2 separate regions of the Mus musculus genome follow, and region 2 is linked to region 1. The links are chromatin loops, found by intact Hi-C in ENCODE. Cell type or tissue: left cerebral cortex. All regions are shown on one strand. Each heading gives the region's core, and the rest is flanking DNA. Links, peaks and the distances in the headings are about the cores only. Region 1 overlaps Slc17a5 (solute carrier family 17 (anion/sugar transporter), member 5). Region 2 holds the start of Eef1a1 (eukaryotic translation elongation factor 1 alpha 1).

The links. Hi-C counts contacts between places; a loop is a spot of excess contacts. Peaks named below come from ENCODE experiments on the same cell type or tissue, not always from the same donor. Only the 100,000 strongest peaks of a DNase experiment are listed, where the experiment ranks them.
Region 2: it touches region 1 in a loop (3-fold over the local background); 13 of 42 quality-filtered maps call a loop at or near these places.

What each region holds. Positions count from the first base shown.
Region 1 is chr9:78,541,329-78,552,040 of GRCm38, forward strand. The region is part of intron 9 of Slc17a5 (solute carrier family 17 (anion/sugar transporter), member 5); the gene reads right to left. Among named protein-coding and RNA genes, the nearest start is that of Slc17a5, 41 kb to the right of the region's middle. In left cerebral cortex, for the core only: CTCF peaks have their summits at 2,089 (motif pointing right) and 2,291; DNase peaks (open chromatin) are centred at 4,661 and 5,779.
Region 2 is chr9:78,472,648-78,483,359 of GRCm38, forward strand. Mto1 (mitochondrial tRNA translation optimization 1) reads left to right here. Exons shown (of 12, transcript NM_026658.2): 12 at 1,143-1,505. The coding sequence ends at 1,238. It overlaps Eef1a1 (eukaryotic translation elongation factor 1 alpha 1), which reads right to left and starts at 9,077. Exons shown (of 8, transcript NM_010106.2): 1 at 8,992-9,077; 2 at 7,864-8,041; 3 at 7,594-7,773; 4 at 7,205-7,501; 5 at 6,977-7,127; 6 at 6,631-6,887; 7 at 6,311-6,545; 8 at 5,806-6,211. The coding sequence starts at 8,007. The coding sequence ends at 6,087. In left cerebral cortex, for the core only: a CTCF peak has its summit at 4,724 (motif pointing right); DNase peaks (open chromatin) are centred at 3,892, 4,131, 4,630, 6,435 and 4 more places; H3K4me3 peaks cover 1,696 bases; H3K27ac peaks cover 1,300 bases.

The DNA of each region.
Region 1 (10,712 bases), core at 1,444-9,443:
TCAACCTTGGAGGCAAGGTGGGTTGGTTCAGCCTAGGGCAGGCAGGTCAGTGGCAGAGCCTTTTGTAAGACTGCTTACACTGGGGGGCTGGAGAGATGGCTCAGTGGTTAAGAGCACTGACTGCTCTTCCAGTGGTCCTGAGTTCAATTCCCAGCAACCACATGGTGGCTCACTACCATCTGTAATGAGATCTGATGCCCTCTTCTGGTGTGTCTGAAGACAGCTATACATATACTCATACATGAAATTAAAAAAAAAAAAAAAGACTGCCTACACTGGGTTAGAAATAAAAACAAGTGAGCACAAAGGCCCATAAAACAGCACACACGGTGACACGGCTGCAGATGGGATTCCTCTTGTTAGAGAACTTTTGTTTCATGGATCTACCAGGAGCTTAAGAGTGAAAACACTTGTGTTAGGGCATGGTGTGGCATGGGGAGGGGGGTGCAGTGTGGCAGCAGCGGCAGTGGCGGGGGGGGGGGGGCGCACAGTCAGGCAGTGTGGCCCGGTGAGGCACACCTTTAACCCCAGCAATATCGAGGCGAAGAGAGAGGAAGATCAGGAGGATCAAGCCTTGGCTATGTATCAAGTTTGAGGTTAGCCTGGGCTGCCTGCCATCCGACTTCAAAACCCAGAAAGGAACAGATTATAGGCTGGGGGTGTAGCTCAGTAGCAGAGCCCTTGTCCAGTGTGCTTGAGGTTGTTTTCAGTCTCTAGCATCGAAACAAAGCTACTTCCTGGTGACAAAGCTCAATTTAAAAAAATTTAAATTTATAGATATTTTATTTTGTGTGTGTGTGTGTGTGTGTGCGCGCGTGCGCGCGCAAGTGCCACGGCATGCTAGCTGGGGTCAGAGGACAACTTTGGGACTTGGTTCTCTCTTTCCACCACGTGTGTTTCAGGGCTCAAATTCAGGTCACCATGCTATGGCAAGCTTATTTACCCACAGAACTATTTCTTTTCTTCTCTCTCCCCCTCCTTCCTTCCTTCTTTATTTTCTTTTGTTTTTTGAGACAGGGTTTCTCTATGTAGTCCTGGCTATGTGGAACTTGCTCTATAGACCAAGCTGGCCTCAAACTCACAGAGACCCGCCTACTCTGCTTCCTGAGTGCTGGGATTAAAGCCATGCACCATCACCGCCCAGTGCTACAGAACGATTTCAACAGTCCTCTAAATTAAAAAATTTGAAAATTATATAGACAAGAAAAAAATTAAGAAAGTAAAAGTCTATAATTCCTTCACTTAGAGATAATCATCTAATTAGCACCTTGGTAAATATACTCATTACTGGTGTATGCTTATACTGCCAAACATGTAATTAGACATGAGATCATATTAAATATACAATTTCACAACTCACTTGTTTCACTAATTACATATTTGCTGACATGTAAATCTTCACACATTGTCCTGGTACACAGGTAGGTCTACTTTGTACTTGTGGCAGAAAGACTTTTCTTAATAAGCTGGGGAAAGGTTTCTCAAGTGCACGGATTTATTTTAAGGGTAAATCTTAGGGAATCAGATATCTTCTATTGTTGTTTTTCCTGTTTTCAAAAAAATTTCCATTGATTGATTGATTGACTTTACATCCTGATTGTAGTCCTCCCTCCCAGTCCTCCCCCTCACACAGCTCCTCCCCTGGAATCAGATATATATTTTTTTTATCAATGCTTTGATACAAATCATACTTGGAAGGCAGAGGCAGGAGGAGCTCTGTGAGTTTGAGGCTAGCCTGGTCTACATAGCAAATTCCAGGATTCTGTCTCAAAATAAAACCAAAACAACCCAAAACCAACTGAGTTCTGTTGTTTAATATGCCGTAACGTATTTAAGAAACATGAGGACTGAAGAAGGCTCCCATGGCGAGGCCTTCATGGATTCCCATCCTATGAAGAACAAAGGCTTAGACAAAGATGCCTGCTAGCTCCACCATTGTGAGACGTGTCCCTGGACCAGCGGACAGCAGACTTTATTGTCTTCAGGTTCTCATGGACAGGGCTGTTCCCTTATATGCCACCAGATTTTTTTCCTAAAAGGATTTATTGTTTTATGTATACAGTCTCTTTGTCTGCATGTATGCCTGCAGACCAGAAGAGGGCATCAGAGTATGAGCTGCTATGTGGATGCTGGGAATTGAACTCATAAGCTCTGGAAGAGTAGCCAGTGCTCTTAACTGCTGAGTTCTCTACCTCTTACTCCACCAGATCTACTTAAAAAAAAACCCAAAAAGCCCTTTCAAGTGACTCAGGCGACCTAGCTCAGTTGGTACAGAGCTTAGCTGGCATGCAGGAAGCGCTGGGTTTGATTACTAGGACCTCATAAAGCTGAGGATGGGCTAATGAGGTCAACCACCACCATGACAAAGATGACCACCACATAGTAGACATATGAAAAACATAAAATCGGGGCTGGTGAGATGGCTCAGTGGGTAAGAGCACCCGACTGCTCTTCCGAAGGTCTGAAGTTCAAATCCCAGCAACCACATGGTGGCTCACAACCATCTGTAATGAGATCTGATGCCCTCTTCTGGTGCATCTGAAGACAGCTACAGCGTACTTACATATAATAAATAAATAAATAAATCTTAAAAAAAAAAAAGAAAAACATAAAATCTATCAGTACATATAAGTCGCTGAATTTTCTCAAAGTGAAACCATGCATCTAGTACTTCATCAAGAAACAGTTTACTGCTATAAACATTTTTACTATTATTATTTTGAGCAGAGCAAATGTAATTATTTTAAAATATATATTTTTAATTTACGCATATGAGCTTGTATGAGTTTATATGTTCCACATGTATACAGGTGTCTGATGTGGGACAGAGTGTCTTGATTCCCCTGGAACTAGTTCCAGTTGGTTGTGAGCCTTCTGATGTGGGTGATGGGAACTGAATCTGGGGTTTGATGTAAGAGCAGTAAGTGTTCTTAACCACGAAGCTACCTCTGCATCTGGAAAAGTGAGGGAGACTTATGGAAATGGTTCCAGGGATAGGCTATTATTAAATTCTTTTTAAAAAGTTATATTTTGTATGAATGTTTTGCCTCCACGTGTCTACCATGTGTCTACCACGTGTCCTTGTAGGTCAAAGGCAGCTGTGAGACTCATGGAATGTAGTTATAGACTGTTCTTTGAACCGAACCCAGGTCCTTTGCAGAACAAGCATTCTTTTTTTTTTTTTTTAAGATAGATTTATTTATTTTATGTATATGAGTACACTGTAGTTGTTTTCAGGCACCAGAAAGGGCATCAGATCCCATTACAGATGGCTGTGAGCCACCATGTGGTTGCTGGGAATTGAAATCAGGTCCTCTGGAAGAACAATCAGTTCTCTTAACCACTGAGCCATCTCTCCAGCCCCCAGAACAAGCATTCTTAGCCACTGAACCAGGTCTCTAGCCCTCTCATTATTAAATTTGGAGGCGGATCAGGCTGGCCCGGAACTCTCCATTCCTGTTTCTGCCTCCTGAGTTCTGGGATTACAGGTACACCCAGTCATAAATTTCTCTTTGAGGCCAAGCTTTAATACAGATTTAAGCCCAGGCCTTTAGAGAGGAGAAAGAGGCACGTAGAGAAGACAGTTCATACCTAAGAATGGGCTTAGATGTTGCAAGAGGGTCAGTTACAAACTTTCAGAGACAGGGTTTCCTGAGCCACAGGCTGGCCTTGAACCTCACCAAGTAGCTAAAGATGGCCTTAAACTCTTATTTTTTAAAATATTTTAAAATTATGCATACGTGTGTGTGTGTGTGTGTGAGAAAGACTAGAAGAGGGTATCAGATCACCCTCTTCAAGGAATCATTGGCAATTGGGAGTCACCCGATGTGGGTATTAGGACTTCAGCTTGGGTCACCTGTAAGAGCAGCTCATGTTCTTAACTGCTGAGCCATTTCTTCAGTCCTCACCTTGAACTCTCCTTTTAAAGATTTTTATTTGTGGTAAGTGTGTGTGTGTGTGTGTGAGTGTGTGTTTGTGTGCGTGTGTGGGGTCAGAGGTTGTCAGATCCCCTGGAACTAGATTACAGGCGGTTGTGAGCTGTCCGCCGACATGGATGCTGGGAATAAAACTCAGACCCCCTGGAGGAGCAGCCAGAGCTGTGTTCTTACGCAGATCCTCTGCAGAGCCGCCTTTCCAGCTGCCTGCCTCTCCCTTAAATTTTTGCCTCTTCTGCTTCTCCCTCTCCAATCCTGGGATTATAGATGTGTGTTACTATACCCAGCTGCTACAAACATTTCAAGATGGTTGGCCTACCTTTTAGACTGTATATACTTTAATGTACGTAGCTAGGCTATTCCTTTCCTAGTGAGAAGCCTACAGGGATAGTTTAACATTTATCTCAAAAAGGCTGTAATGGCTCAGTATGATGGTGCCCGCCTGCAATCCTAGCACTTGGGAGGGGGAGACAGGAGATCAGGAGTGTGGGCAATTCTTGGTGACATTTTGTGTTCAGGGCCAGCCTAGATTACAGATGCTAACTAACTACGTAAAGAAGAGGAAGAACAGCTGAGCGGCCTGTGTGGCGAGCCTTACTCCCAAGAATGGCACACCCACACCTTCAGACCCGCAGTGTGCTCACTCCAGGTGCTTACATCTGCCACAGCGTTCCTGTTACCTCACTATTCATCCTGCCACCCACACTTCCTGCACCCTACCACTCATTTAGCCTCTCTTCTGGGAAGGGGAGCCTTCTGTGCCGCTCCAGCAGTTGTCACAGAATCTTCACTGTCATCCCGGTTAGCAAGACAGGTAACCGTCCTGGGTCTCCAGCTTGCTGACTCCGAGCGCACGCTCTCAAGGCCAACTCAGGCTTCACTTTCCCCTCTTCTGTCCACTGCCTTTGCATGGCACCTTGCCTTAGTCAATGCTATCTCAGGCTAGCCATGCCTGGACCATTGGCTCATGCCCACCATGGGAGCCTAGTTCCACAAAGGGTAGTGCCTCTCTTACACACGTGACCCAAAGTTGCCCATTTGAGATCAGGAATTTTGTACAGGTGGAACCAAGTGTAACATTTTGGATTACATACCAGGGCTGCTGACTTTCTACAAACTGTTGTATGAATCAGTTCATTCTATAAACTATTCTCTCTCTTTCCTGAGGTGCTATGTGTGTCTTTTAAAACTCTAGTTTTTACAGATTACCCGGATGATGTATCATTTAATATAATTAATTCTATGTCCCTCCCAAGCACAGGGTAGGATCTAGAGTCTGGATTTTAGAGCTCCTGATTTAGTTTGATGCCTTGTTAAAGAAATAAAGGTGGAGGGTTTCAGCTAACCGCAGCTCCCAAAACGGCCTTGTAAGCGGATCCTCCTGATGTTCACCCAGACACCTGCAAAGTCCTGGCCCAAATGAAAGAAATGTTTCCAGCTTTCATGCAGTCCTACTGTGAGATGCTGCAAATTCTACTAGGACCCTTAACATCTGGCATCTAGGTTGTCAGCTACTGATCTGAAATTGTTTTCTAATTTTAAAAGATCCCTGAGTAATAATAATAAAAAGAACAACAACAATAATAATAATGATGATAATAAATAATTCTGCGGTGCCTGTTTCAGCCATCTACAAACATCCATATTTTTATACTTGAAGCCCATACACAAACCATATAATAAGTAAGCCAAGATCTTTTTGGCTCATTCCCCTCAGGGAGTACAGCTTAAATTAACCAAGCTTGGCAGGACCTCTCTCCCCCTCTTTTTTTAAACCATTAGCACCTTGGCAGGAGGAGGAACCAGCTGCAACGTTGCCAGGACTTTCTACCGACAGATCCTAAGTACAGACAGATGCTGTGAAATACTAAGTGTCAGCACCAAGACGCCCATTCAAGTATTTATATTCCCCTTGGCCAGGAAGTGCCATTGAAGAAGGACGCCTACAGATGAGAAAACACGCTGCACAGATTCAGTCAGTATTTTCTGGTACTGGAGTGTGTCAGGCACCATAACAAACCATACGTAGGTAAACCGTGGCTTTACCCACAGTGCTGCATACCTGTAATCCCAGCAAGAGGATGCTGAGGTGGGAGATTGATACAAGTTTGAGGCTAGTCTGTTTTAAAATCAAACAAAAAAAAATCTTAATTTCAATTTATGGAAGGGCTTGGAAAATGCCACACACATATTTCATGTTGATAGGAATATTGACTGTCCATTGGAAAAACTGAAAGGGGTTTTTAAGTACTTTCCATATCTCATCTAATAGTAAGATCAGTTCTGTGAAGACTAACGAGATGGCTCAGTGGGGAAAAGCCGGGCTGTCGTGAGGATGAGAATTAGAATCTTAAGCTGGGCAGTGGTGGCTCACGCCTTTAATCCCAGCACTCAGGAGGCAGAGGCAGGCGGATTTCTGAGTTCGAGGCCAGCCTGGTCTACAAAGTGAGTTCCAGGACAGCCAGAGCTACACAGAGAAACCCTGTCTCGAAAAACCAAAAAAAAGAATTAGAATCTTAGTGCCCGTGAGATAAGACACGCAAGGCATCCCTGAAAGTGCCTATAACCCCAGCTTTACAGCAAATGGATTAAGCAAGACTGTTGGGGTTTGCTGGCTCCAGCCTAGCTAAGACTTGAGCTCCAAAGGCCCAGGAAGAGGACCAGTGCTCTGGCGCTCTCTTCTGGCCTCTGGATGCACACAGGAAGAGGACCAGTGCTCTGGCGCTCTCTTCTGGCCTCTGGGTGCACACAGGCGCATGAGCTGTGGCTTTGCTGCAGGGATCCTGAGCGTCCTTAGCACCTTCATAGAGGAGGAAGAACTGGATATGATTATTCTCTTTTTCCTTCTCTTATGGCTAAGGGATAGTGCGCGCGCGCGCGCGTGTAAAATATCACTGGCTTTCTTTTGTGAGCATATTAACATGCTTGGGTTAGGTTTCTTTTATCTTTTTGTTGTTATTGTTTTGAGACAGGGTTTCTCTGTGTAGCTCTGGCTGTCCTGGAACTCACTCTGTAGACCAGGCTGGCCTCGAACTCAGAAATCCACCTGCCTCTGCCCCCTGAGTGCTGGGATTAAAGGCATGTGCCACCATGCCCGGCAGGTTTCTTTTATCTTAAAACAAAACAAAAAGCCAAAAATTTTTTTTCACAATACGTGTCCCAGAACTAGATGGAATATGAAGTTGATTTGTTTAAACCTCTTTTGTTATGACATACCAAGGCAGCAATTTCTTTTTGCCTCTCCAACAAATTCCTCTGTCTATACTACTAGCCCTTTCCCTCATTTTGTGGTGCTGGGAACCAACATCCCTAGGACTCATTCGTGGTGAGGAAAGTGTTCTACCACGTAACTATATTCTCAACTCCTAGACACACTCTTCTCTCTCTCCTCCCCTCCCTCCCTCCCTTTCTTTCTTTCCCCTTTGAGACAGGGTTTCTCTGTGTAGCCCTGGCTGTCCTGGAACTCACTCTGTAGACTAAGCTGGTCATGACCTCAGAAATCCACCTGCCTCTGCCCCCTGAGTGCTGGGATTAAAAGTGTGCGCCACCAAACCCATCTGATCCACTGTTTCTTTAGCTTGGCTAACTTCTTTGCACTGTTTCTTCAGCCTTGGTGTTATTTAAATGTCTCAGCCATAGTTTTTTTGCTTTTATGAAACAGGCTACACTGTGTAGGTCAGGCTGGCTTCAACCTGTCATCCTGTTGAATACCAGGACTATGGACATGTTCTACTCAGCCTGGAACAAAACCAGGTCGCTTTACTTGCATGGTTTTCTTGTCTCCCACCGTTGAGTAGGCTGCGTCTGTTAGGGCTTGTACCAACGGATATTTAGTATTTGTTGAAAAAAAATTATACTACACTACAACTGCTTAATTTAAAAGTAGTTCATTCCTGTCTTTGACTAATCTCAGAAGCAGGCACCGAATCTTTTCCTAGAGTCCTGTGGGGTTCTAAATGCGAGTATGTAAACTTCAGAACTGTTTGCTGAGGGGGTGGGAAGACAGATTTTGACTAGTGCCTCAGACTTGAATGTGTGCGAGATTCACCCAGGGATCTCCAAGTGGAGATTCTGTGGTGCAGCCCAAGACTTTACATTGCTCATCAGCTCTCAGCTGATGCCCCCGGTGTGCACAGCATACTGAATGGGTTACTCAAAACCCTTCCAACTTTTCACTCTAGGATCCCGCAAGATATGTAATCGAAAACATGTTTCATCTGCAAGGTTTTCTTCTTTCTTTCTTTCTTTCTTTCTTTCTTTCTTTCTTTCTTTCTTTCTTTCTTTCTTTCTCTTTTTTTTTTTTTCTTTTTGGTTTTTCGAGACAGGGTTTCTCTGTATAGCCCTAGCTGTCCTGGAACTCACTTTGTAGACCAGGCTGGCCTCGAACTCAGAAATCTGCCTGCCTCTGCCTCCCAAGTGCTGGGATCAAAGGCGTGTGCCACCACCACCCGGCTGCAATGTTTTCTAGATTCTTTTTCTTTTGGTTTAAGGGGCAGCATTAATCTTTGTGTTTCACTTTATTGTCTGCAGTGCTAGAGGCTAACCTCCCCCCTCCCCCCTCCCCCATGGCAGCATTACACATTTTCAGTAAGTTCTCTATCACTGAGCCATGGCTCCAGACCCTCGTATTTACAATCACTGTTTATCTCCTTGAATCTGTTTAGGTTATCAGGCTTGGTTATGACTCCATAAATGTTAACATTTCCTCCACCGTGAAACTGGTCAAGAACACCTACCTACCTCATTAGACTGTTTTCAGGATAAACAAATGTTTGTACAAGTGACTACTAAGCTATTAAGTACTAGACAATGGCATTTATACATAAGTAGCACAGCAATTGACAACTGGAAAAATCAATAGCTCTATTCTTTGTCACTTTGTTATTTGAGACAGGGCTCTCTCATTGCCTAGGCAATCGTAAACTCACTAGGTATGTAGCCAGGGATGCCCCAGTTACTATGAAGCTCTTTGTTAATAAAACAGGCATCTCTATGTTCCGTTTCCAATGGAACAGCTTCTAGTGCCTCAACTCTTTCAGCTTCGAAGTGTTTCCCCTGACCCCTTCTGTCCCCGCCTCCCCCGAGACACGATTTCTCTGTGGAGCCCTGGCCGTCCTGGAACTCACTCTGTAAATCAGGCTGGCCTCAAACTCAAGAGATCCACCTGCCTCTGCCTCCCAGTCCTGAGATTAAAGGTGTATATCACCACTGTCTGGCAAAGTGTTTATTATTACAGTTATGTTTATAACTTTCAAATTATCACTAAATTTAACCAAATTTCCTTGCAATTAGCTTTCACTATTAAACTCCTTTAGTTCACCCCTTATCGATATGTATATTCAACACAGCTCCTAGTTTGTAAAGTTCAACGACCTCTTCCTTTACATTTTACAGCTATTTTAAGGTTGCTGGTATATGGTAAATCCTCCCAACATTATGTATGCTTTTGTGACTAAAACCAACAGGCAGGTGTTGGAATTAGAGATGTGATCTCCCACACTTAGTTGGTGTTCTGTGATCTGTTTCTGCTGGGAATGGTCCTATGTAGAGCTCTAAGGCCGTCTAGTTGGAAGGAGCTTAGCCCCTTATTAAGAAGATTAAATTAGGGGGCTGGAGAGATGGCTCAACAGTTAAGAGCACTGACTGTTCTTCCGAAGGTTCTGAGTTCAAATCCCAGCAACCACACGATGGCTCACAACCATTCATAATGAGATCTGATGCCCTCTTCTGGGGTGTCTGAAGACAGCTACAGTGTACTTACATATAATAAATAAATAAATCTTTAAAGAAAAAAAAAGATTAAATTATTCTCTTCTTCAGCTGTGGGGCTTGATCTCAGGACTTCATATGCACAGGGATTGCTCTAGTAGCTGAACTCCAGGATGAAACCCCAATCTTGATTCATATCTTTTTTTTTGTTTTTCGAGACAGGGTTTCTCTGTGTAGTCCTGGCTGTCCTGGAGCTCACTCTGTAGACCAGGCTGGCCTTGAACTCAGAAATTCGCCTGCCTCTGCCTCCCGAGTGCTGGGATTAAAGGCGTGTGCCACCACTGCACGGCTTGTTTCATATTCTTGTATTTTTTTTTCATATGAGCAGGTTAATTTCAAAGGTCTGTTCAGGTTCTTTCTTTAATCAATATGTAGCCTAGGCCGGCTTTGAACTTTCTGTGATCCTCCTGCCTCAGCCTCCATGATGTCAGGATTATAGAAGTATGCCACCAGACCTAGTAAGGCCTGCTCAGGATCTCTCTGAGAGGTGTGGACAAGGGCTTGTCTTGGTGTGTCACAGGAGTCAGAGGGCTCTAACATCTGGCTAGGTGCAGTCTGGGATATTTCAGAGGTTAGAAAAAAAAACCTACTTCGCAATTCCTCCTAAATTAAATAGAGATCCATTACTTCCTATAAGTTAAGTTCCCCAAATCTTCAGAGGAGAGGTGCTCAGTCTAGTCCCTCTCTTTATCCTAGCTGGAAAAACAGAGCTCCATGGCTCAGAGAATGTTTCTAGAGAGGAAGATATAAAAACCTGTCTGGGCTCAAAGTAAGAATTTTAGCTTCAGATTATGGATCATGGATCTAGCATTAGTTAGCTGTGTGGTGGAAGACACTTAATTCCCCTGAACTTGAGTTTCTATACAGTAAGTCAAGAGCCCCACCCCCCAACTCACTGGACCTCTGAGGACAAACAAGAGGATGTTTATGTAAGAGACTGGAAGCAGCCTCGTCCTGGACACCCGTGTTTACATACAGGTAACGTGATAAATGTCAGCTGGGCAAGAC
Region 2 (10,712 bases), core at 1,269-9,268, 69 kb before region 1:
GAAGGAAGTGAGGGAGGAAGGGGAAGATGTTTTGTTTTAGATGTATGAGTGTTTTGCTTGCTCCACATGTGTGCCTGGTGCCTGTGGAGGTCAGAAGAGAGTATCACATTCAGATGCCCTGGAACTGGAGTTAAAGTTGTGAGCCAGACACCCCGGATGCTAGGAGCATCCTAGCATCCACTCTGACCCTCTGAAACAGCAGCAAGTTAATCACTGAGCCATCTCTCCAGCTCTCCCACAGATTTTTTTTTTAATGGAAAGAAAAAGATACTGTAACATTTGGGAAGGAAGAGGAAGGGGATAAGAGTCTTTGTAGCCCAGGCTGGCCTTGAGATCTTTCTGCCTCAGGCTGCCCAATACCGGGGTTACAGGTGTGCGCCAAGACCTGGAAGAAGCTTGTTTTGTTGAGACATGGTTTCCCACGGGGCTGGAGCGATGGCTCAGCAGTTAAGAGCACTGACTGCTCTTCCAAAGGTCCTGAGTTCAAATCCCAGCAACCACATGGTGGCTCACAACCATCCGCAGTGAGATCTGGTGCCCTCTGTGTATAGCCACAGTGTACTTACATTAAAAACAAAAACAAAAACAATATGATCTTGCACACATCAATTTAAAATTCTGAGCTGAAGTCATAAGTCATGTCTCATTTCCCTTATCTTCTTTATAAACTTATTTTTAATGACATTCACATTTTCTTATGGGTTTGAGTGTTTTGCCTTCATGTATGTATGGGCAACATGCATGCCCAGTGCTTATGGGAAACAGAAAAAGAGAACATGGACTCCCCTAGAACTGGAGGTGCAGATGCTTGTGGCTACCATGTGGGTGCTGGGAACTGAACCTGCATCCTCTGCAAAAGAAGCAAGTACTCTTAGGTGCCGAGCCGTCTCCCCAACCCTCAGGTAATCTGTAGTAGCTGGCTGTCATGGCATCTGCCTGTAGTCCTAACTGCTTACGTGGGAGACTGAAATGAGGGAGGATCTCTTTACTTAGCCCAAGAGTTCAAAAGTGACCTGGTCAGTGTAGTCTGATGCCAGCTCAGAATCTAACTGCTTTACAGCCTGTCCTATAAAGAGGCTGTGGGGAGAGGACATCTGATTTGACATCGCTCATCCTGGTTCTTTTGTCATCTTAATTCCTAGATTGGGGCTGCTAGTCGTATTCCTGGAGTGACACCAGCTGCCATCATCAATCTGCTCAGATTTGTGAGGAGCACGCGGCAGAGCAGACAGCAGTGACAGAACGCCAGGCCAATCGGTGCTTGTGAACTTTCATTTCATAGAGGACTTAGAGTGAGGGCTTAGGGCAATGGTTTTCAGCCCCGTAAAACAGTTCCTTGTGTTGTGGTGAGCCCCAAACACACAATTATTTCATTCCTACTTCATACTGTTACGAATCATAATGTAAATATCTAATATTCAATCCCTGTGGGAGTCTCAAGCCATGGGCTGAGAACCGCTGGCTTAGAGAGTATGAATAGGAAATAAAGATGACACTGAAAATACTGTTGTTAGGTGATTTTACGTTTGTCCAAAGGTATGTGCCAAGTCCTGGAAGTGGCTTTTTTGTTGTTGAGACAGGACCAAGGTTACAGTTTTGCTTTTTTTATGTATCTGGGCAAAATAGTGAAAAACAATGTGTAATTCTCTCTGGGGCTCATATTCTATAGATCATATAGCATTCATCATAACTAAAGCAAAACTAAACCTGAAACTGTGGTGGAACAGACTTGTAATCCCCCATCACTTGAGAGGCTGAAGCGGGAGGACCTAGAGTTCAGGATTGACCTGGCTGTACAGTGAGACCTGGTCTTAGGGAAACAGGGAGCCACTTACAGAACCTGTGCTCCTCTCCTGCCTACTTTTGTCAGTGACTCAGAAGAGCTGCCCCTTCTTGTTTCTCTAGATACTGGTGAAAACACGGGCATGCCTTCCCACTCATTTTCTGAAGCCCCTCCAGTCCTGCCTACTTACTTTTTTTGGTTTTTTGAGACAGGGTTTCTCTGTATAGCCCTGGCTGTCCTGGAACTCACTCTGTAGACCAGGCTGGCCTCAAACTCAGAAATCCACCTGCCTCTGCCTCCCAAGTGCTGGGAGCCTACTTACTTTTTTAACTAAATGGTATTCTTTCTCTCTTTTATTTCTCCAGCTCCCTCTTCGCAGGAGGCAAAACATACCACTGTGCAAAAAAGGACGAACCTTTGGGGGGCGGGGGGTGTTACTCAAACAGATACACCATGATCTGCAAGCTAGCTGAGCTACAAGAGTTGGGCTTGTCTCAATAAGGGAAAAGAAAAAGAATGCATGTTAGTGTATGTGAATATTTTAGCAATGAAGGAGTGGGGAAATCTCTTGCATAATTTTCTCACCTACTTTACTTATACATAAGGATAGAATTAGTGTAACATAGGACTTCTTGTAGGGATCACAAACGGAACTCTCAAATACACTTATTCATAGGCCTTTCAGAGATTTCCACTGCATGAGGTCAACACTATTTAGTACCATGCAGTTGTTTCCTAAAATAATTTTTCTTCAGAATCAGTACTGAGAAAACTATGTATTTGAGTTAGTACTCCAGTTTAACTTGTTATGGAAGTTCCCAGAGACTTGCAAATATGGAAGTGACTTTGGTGCCACATAAGCAGTAACGGGTGAGAGAGCACTTAGGGTTTGTAAGTAAAATAACAAGTTAATGTTAATGGAAAACAAGATGGGATGTCTCTTTCATACAGGACCTAGAACTCACTGTTTACTCCTCTCACAGTACAACCAACAACCCCCAAGTGGTGAACATAATGGCTTAGAACACATCTAAGGCCATATTTGATGTTAGCTTGCACCCTTGTTTTCATAAAATGCATTTCAAACACAGGCCATATTAATTTGCCTACTTAGTTCTCAATGCATAAGAGTAAATTAAAACAAAAACAGGGCTGGGGAGATGGCTCAGCGGTTAAGAGCACCGACTTTTCTTCCAGAGGTCCAACCATCTATAATAGGATCCTATGCCCTCTACTGATGTGTCTAAAGACAGCAACAGTATACTCACATATATAATTCTTTTTTTTTTTTTAGATTTATTTTATTATTATATGTAAGTACACTGTAGCTGTCTTCAGACACACCAGAAGAGGGAGTCAGATCTTGTTACAGATGGTTGTGAGCCACCATGTGTTGCTGGGATTTGAACTCTGGACCTTCGGAAGAGCAGTCAGGTGCTCTTACCCACTGAGCCATCTCACCAGCCCCACATATATAATTCTTTAAAAAAAAAAAAAAAAAAGTCATTTTGTCCAAGCTGGCCTCAAATCCCTATCCTCAAATGATCCTCCTGCCTCAACTTCTGAAAAATCCAAGACTACAATAAAGCACCCCAGGCAAATTTTCATAAAACTCCGCTGTACATGGTGGTATGTATCAGTCTTGCCTACGTAGCAAATTCAAAGCCAGTGTAGACTGTTCAAGACCCTCTCTCAAGAAAGAAAAAAACGGGGCTGATGAGATGGCTCAACGGTTAAGAGCACTGATTGCTCTTCTGAAGGTCCTGAGTTCAAATCCCAGCAACCACATGGTGGCTCACAACCATCTGTAATGAGATCAGATGCCCTCTTCTGGTGTGTCTGAGACAGCTACAGTGTACTTACATATAATAAATAAATCTTTTTTTTTTTAAATTGTTTTTTTAGATAACAAATTGGCTTTTTAGTTGGTGTGGTGGCACATGCTTTTAGTCCAAGCCTTGGGAAGCACGGGCAGGTAGATTTCGGATTTCCAGGCCAACCTAGTCTACAGAGTAAGTTCCAGGACATCCAGGGATAGACAAAACTGTAGCTCAGAAAAATGCCTTGTAAGTCAAGTTTTCCAAAACTCAAATTGAGCCAAACCTACTAGTAAGCTTCTAATTCCATTCTCAGGGGGGCTGTGATAGAAAGATCACAAGTTCAAGGCCTGCCTGAGCCTCTCAATTCTTTTGAAGGAATGAGGATCACTGCTCAGTGGGAGTGTATCTTCCAACCATATGCAAAGGCCCTAGGTTCACCCAGTACCTTTCCCAAGAACTGCCAAGAGGTTCATTTAGACCCAGAGGCTAGCCTGACTGCAAGATAAGGGAGTGTGGGGGCAGCATTCTCAAGAGTATTTTAAGAGCCATGTGCCTTTGGACAAAGGACAACTTGAGGGATGTTCTGCTATGTGCATCTAGGGACTAGACTGTCTCGCCAGCCTTTCAAGCCCAGCCTGCCTTCATTTACTTTTATTTCTAAGGATGTCAAGACTCCCTAGCCCTTATGCAACCCAGACTGAGACTGCACTGACTTTAAACCCTACTCATTAGTAGCAACTGGCCTTATCCATGTGGAGCCTTTATCTCCCACATTAAAGCCCAAATGTTTTAAAAAACATGTTTTAAAAGAGTTCAAGATTTTGCCTACATGGGTACTGTATATGGACCTGGTACAGACAGGCCACTAGAACTGTTGTAAATCATGTGGGTGCCAGAAACCGGGGGAAATTTTCACTAAGTCCACACTAAAGTCATATAACATCTAAACAGCTAGCCTTTTAGAGCACTTAGCTTTCACGTGTTTGATTTTAATCAAGACTAAAGACTACCTATGTAGCTCACGTGGTGGAAGGCTTGCCTACCAAACCTTTGGCCCTGAATTCCATCCCCAGAAACATGCTTTTATTCTGAATGTTTTGTCTTCAAAGCACCAGTAGATGGTGCTACTCCACTTATACACGTAAGTGTGCAGGTTTGAAAAACGGTGTTTGTATCCAGCAGACACTTGCTATCAATTTCCCAGGTAGGTCTTGATTCTTATTTAGGGTCTAACAGCTTACTTAAGCTATTTCACTATTAGCAATCCATTTTAACCAGTCCTACTTGAAATAACCTCAACTAAGGAACTGACAAGCCTTTAGTAAAGAGTTTGCAGCAACAGCAACCCTTAATCCCACAAGCACTAGAATTTTATCCAGTCTCTAAGGGTAAAGATGACACATTGGATGTTTTTGCCATATCAAAGGGGTTATTACACATCACTTTTCTGAGTCTAGATTATCTAAACTTAGGCCACCTGTTTTCATCTCATGGACTTCATGACATATCCTATGCAGTCTTGCCAATCCACTTCCAGGGACTAGCCCATGTTTGTTCTGCCAAAGTCAGGCTAACATGCCTCAGTTTTGAAACTTATTTCAAATTACATGTTCTGGCAACAAGTACAGTCACTGTAACCAAAATCTCAGTATAAATACTGAACAGCTTTTACCTTATTATTGAAGGTATTCCTACCACCCTACCATCAGCTTGTTTTGCAAAAGCTCATCTTAGAAAATCCCTTTTGCTTAGCCTCTTCGTTCTCACCTATTCATTCAAGATTGGTCTTTTTAGTTAAGGTTCTCTCCTGTGTAATTGTGGAAGGAAATGCTCAAGTAATTGTCCAACCTTGCTTCATTTCCAATATTCACAAAGCACACTCAGTAATCCTATGTGGTAGCATACTCCAATGCTGCCTAAATCAAACTTAGCTGTCACACCCAAGTCTGACCTACTGCATGCAGATCCAGACAGATTGGGGTATAGGTATAGTCTGCCCAACTATACCACACCTTGGGTTGATACAGCAAAATTACTTTGTCCTCACCAGTAAGATTTGAAGTTAACCCAAATCAGCCCTGTTTATAGCTCAGTTCTGGGCAGACCCAGACAACCAGAACTCAATCCCTAAGAACATACCATGGGGACCCCAGTACCTTTGTTGTATACAGTCAGTTAACTTTCAGCATTGACCAACACAGATTTCTCATTAAACTTGTTTTAATGGTCTCAAAATTCTGTGACAGATTTTTGGTCAAGTTGTTTCCATTAAAAAGTACTGATTTTGAAAACTAATAACTTAAAACTGCCACACACAAAAAAAATGGTCCACAACATTCTTTCCTTCTGAAGGTTTTACGATGCATTGTTATCATTAACCAGTCTTTTACTATTAAACTTAAATGGCCAATTGAGACAAACAGTTCTGAGACCGTTCTTCCACCACTGATTAAGACTGGGGTGGCAGGTGTTAGGGGTAATATTCATTTAGCCTTCTGAGCTTTCTGGGCAGACTTGGTGACTTTGCCAGCTCCAGCAGCCTTCTTGTCCACAGCTTTGATGACACCCACAGCAACTGTCTGCCTCATGTCACGAACAGCAAAGCGACCTATATAGAAAAATGCCATTTATCAGTATCTTTGCTATGCAAGCAACATTTCCTATTACAAACTTGATGTTCAGTGTAGCAGACTCAGATCAGGCTTACCAAGTGGAGGGTAGTCAGAGAAGCTCTCAACACACATGGGCTTGCCAGGGACCATATCAACAATGGCAGCATCGCCAGACTTCAGGAACTTGGGGCCATCTTCCAGCTTCTTACCAGAACGACGATCGATCTTTTCTTTAAGCTCAGCAAACTTGCATGCTATGTGGGCTGTGTGACAATCCAGAACAGGAGCGTAGCCAGCACTGATTTGGCCTGGATGGTTCAGGATAATCACCTAAGAAAAACAGCGTGTATTTAAGTCTTGCCTTGTGATTCTGCACACACAACCAATCTAGCCACCTATCTTAAAAATGTGTCACCTGAGCAGTGAAGCCAGCTGCTTCCATTGGTGGGTCGTTTTTGCTGTCACCAGCAACATTGCCTCGTCTAACATCTTTGACCGACACGTTCTTTACATTGAAGCCCACATTGTCCCCAGGAAGAGCTTCACTCAAAGCTTCATGGTGCATTTCAACAGACTTGACTTCAGTTGTTACATTGACTGGAGCAAAGGTAACCACCATGCCAGGCTTGAGAACACCAGTCTCCACTCGGCCCACAGGGACAGTGCCAATGCCTAAAATAGTATTGTTTTGTATAAGTATTTAATACACAAAACATAAGACTTCAAATTCACGTCAACATTCTACTTAATATTCTACTTACCTCCAATTTTATAGACATCCTGGAGGGGCAGTCGCAGGGGCTTGTCAGTTGGACGAGTTGGTGGTAGGATACAATCCAAAGCTTCCAGCAGCGTGGTGCCACTGGCACTGCCATCTTTGCGGGTGACTTTCCATCCCTTGAACCAAGGCATCTAAAACACAGGCAGTCAATTATAACCTCCTTACTTATTGCGGCTTTCTCCATTCAACTACCTTAAAAGTCACTTACATTAGCACTTGGCTCCAGCATGTTGTCACCATTCCAACCAGAAATTGGCACAAATGCTACTGTGTCAGGGTTGTAGCCAATTTTCTTAATGTAGGTGCTGACTTCCTTAACGATTTCCTCGTATCTCTTCTGACTGTATGGTGGCTCGGTGGAATCCATTTTGTTGACACCAACAATCAGCTGTTTCACACCCAGGGTGTAAGCCAGAAGAGCATGCTCGCGGGTCTGCCCGTTCTTGGAGATACCAGCTTCAAATTCACCAACACCAGCAGCAACAATCAGGACAGCACAGTCAGCCTGTAAGAAACAAGACAATCATATACCATTATCTCAGAGAAAGCACCCCACTAAAAAATATCCTGAGTCAGGAATGGGTAAATTTTACACACCTGGGATGTGCCTGTAATCATGTTTTTGATGAAGTCTCTGTGTCCTGGGGCATCAATGATGGTCACATAGTATTTGCTGGTCTCGAATTTCCACAGGGAGATGTCAATAGTGATACCACGCTCACGCTCAGCTTTCAGTTTGTCTAAGACCCAGGCGTACTTGAAGGAGCCCTTTCCCATCTGCAAAGTGACTTCTAATTAGTACACCCAAGACCTAGGTTCTACTCCCTGCTTAAAGAATTCCCATCCCTCCTTTTGCCTTATACTTGCCTCAGCAGCCTCCTTCTCAAACTTTTCGATGGTTCGCTTGTCGATTCCACCACATTTGTAGATCAGGTGGCCGGTTGTGGTGGACTTGCCGGAATCTACGTGTCCGATTACGACGATGTTGATGTGAGTCTTTTCCTTTCCCATTTTTGCTTTGAATTAGCGGTGGTTTTCACAACACCTAAAAAAGGGTTTAAAAGATACCTTTGAACCGCTAAGAAGCCCGAGAATTAGCTCCGCTCAAAACTCAAGGGGACAAATTCCAAAAATGACTTCCAGCGCCAGGCTGGCCTGACTAGTCTCCACCCACCAAATGTGAACAAACTCCAACGCCATTACATCCCCTCCCCCCGCCGCGACTAGCCGTGCTCAAAAGCCCGAGGTGACTATTGCGGCCGATAGGACCACGGGGTCACAGGAAGCAGCAGCCGGTGAGGGACCAGGCCCTCTTCCTTTGTGTGGGTGACTCACCCGCCCGCTCCACCGGGCTGCCGCGTCCTCCATTTTGAGCTCCTTGCAACAGGGCCCGGGAGCGGCCATCTTTCCACGCACGCAACTGGTGCCGGACGGGATGGCCTCACCCTAGTTAGGGAGGCAGGGCAACGCGGCGCCGCCAAGCCAGATCGTGCCGGGTGCTGGGGCCACATGGCCTCGGCACGCTAACCCCAGCCTGGTTGCTTCGGGAAAAACCCCAGGCCTCGCCCCATCCAGGTGGCGTCGGACATGTGCTCCGAAGGCGGGCGGGCCCCAGCCGCCACTCCTGTCCCTCCATTCCTCCCCAACCATGACCTCTCCGGGCTCCGGGCGAGCAAGCCCCGCACCCTCCCTTTGTTAGCCCCTATTGCTGAACGGCAATCGAAGGCAGCAGGGCAACAACAACAACAAAAAAAAAAAGACCAGAGTGCGGCCGGAGTAGCACGCGGCGGCGGCGCGGACACCACGCTAGGCCTCAAGCCGGACACGAGGCGAGGCTACGGGGTTGCCGCTAGGCCTCGCACTCTGCCTCCCGCGCCGCCCGCAACTCGAAGCGGGAATGCTCGCAGCTAATCCCCGCCGACGACAGCGGGGCCCGGCCCGCTCGGAGCAGGACCTCCAGCTCGGCGGCCCGCGGAAGCCACACCCGCCCCTCACCTGCGTTCTGACGGCAAACCCGTTGCGAAAAAGAACGTCCAAGGCGACTGCCGCACTTATATACCGTTCTCCCCCACCCTCGGGAAGAGGGCGGAGCCAGCACACGACACCGCTTTCCCAGTTTGCCCCGCGCCAGCTCCCCGGTCCTCCCCCCCATCACCCCCCCCCCCCCCGCTCAGTGCGCCCCTCCCCCCACGACCAGGGTCTATGAGCTTGTGTGCTCTGCTCTCCCCGCGCTCAGCCCTGAGCGCATGCTCCTCGCACTGTGGTGGGGCGGGTACCGGGATTATGGGTTATGAGAATTTAGCGACGGTCCCTGGGACTTCCCCAGGCGAAGGCGATCCCTCCTTTTGTATGAATTACTCTTGGCCCTAGCGGAGGGTGGGGCGGCGAGAAGCTGGCCAAGAGGGCGGCCAGAATCTATCCCTACTCTTCCTTACTCCGCTGCCAAGGCTGTGTCAAGATCCGGGTGTCCCTTCCCACGGAGGCCACCTCCCGACGTCAGCCCCGCTATCCTTCTGTTCGCCTCCCGCAGCCCATGCTCTCCTGGCTGGGAGAGGAACACAATGTTGGGGACCCTTCCCGGCTCTAGAACCCAAGGGCTTAGCTCAGTAGCGGAGAGCTCGACCGATCTGCCCCTGGGCTGGCCCCTTGGTTTATTCCATCCAATGCCGGTTGATTCTCTGGAAACCTGAAGCGGCCTTCACACCCCTAAGGGTTCAGTTCAGAATATGCTTCAATCCTACAGTTAGCTTTACTTTGATTCTAGGTTTGTTACACTAAAAAGATTGTATGTGTACATGTGTATGTACAGCCATTTGATTGAACATGAGAAACCTGAAAATAATCTAATCCACCCCACATGGTCTCATCTAAATACCAGCATCAGCAATCTCCCAGCGCCCATCCCTAACACTTGTGAAATCACTGCTTCTCAAAAATGGCTTGCCTTGTTAGTTACATCCCTTTCTTTGCTGCAATTCTAGCGATCATACCAGCATTGTTTTGTTATTGAGACAAGGTCTCTCTTTTTTAGCCCTGGCTGCCCTGGAATAGGTAGTAGACCAGGCTGACTTCAAATTCACAGGAATCCGACCTGGACCTGCTGGGATTAAAGCCCTGGCCATTTTTAAATGCCTCTCAGAGCAGGCACACAGAAGTGTTTCTCAGAGGAAAGAAGAACTTCTTTGTTTTGTTTTTTAATGCTAGAGATGGAAAAAGAATTATTTTGTAATGGGATATGGGGTGCTGGAGATGGAACCCTAGGGTGTCTATCACCAAGTTACAGTTCCTAGCTCAAAGATATCCTATCTGATTATCCATCATTGGATCTCCTCTCCCAGGTGTACAACATCACTTCCCAGTTACAAACATTTGATGTTCTTGCACCAACCTTACTAGGAGCATTTGAGGGCCTCTGTCTAGTGTTCACAAAAACACACAGGATTTGCAAAGGAACTATTTGTTTCTGGGGAAGAGTTCCACAGTCAAGGGAAAAACTTAAATATAAAACAATTTGGAACCAGTTCAAAGCAAATTTACATGATGCTTCTCATTTCTTGTCTAGTTCTAGTTTTCAACTATTTTTCACATCCCAAACTGTTGTTTTTTAACTTTTTTTTAAAAGTGGTATTTATTTAGTGTGTGTGAATGCGTGTGCCACATCACCCTGTGCGGAGGCCAGAGGCCAGAGGCCACCTTTCGTGGGGCAGGTTTGCCCC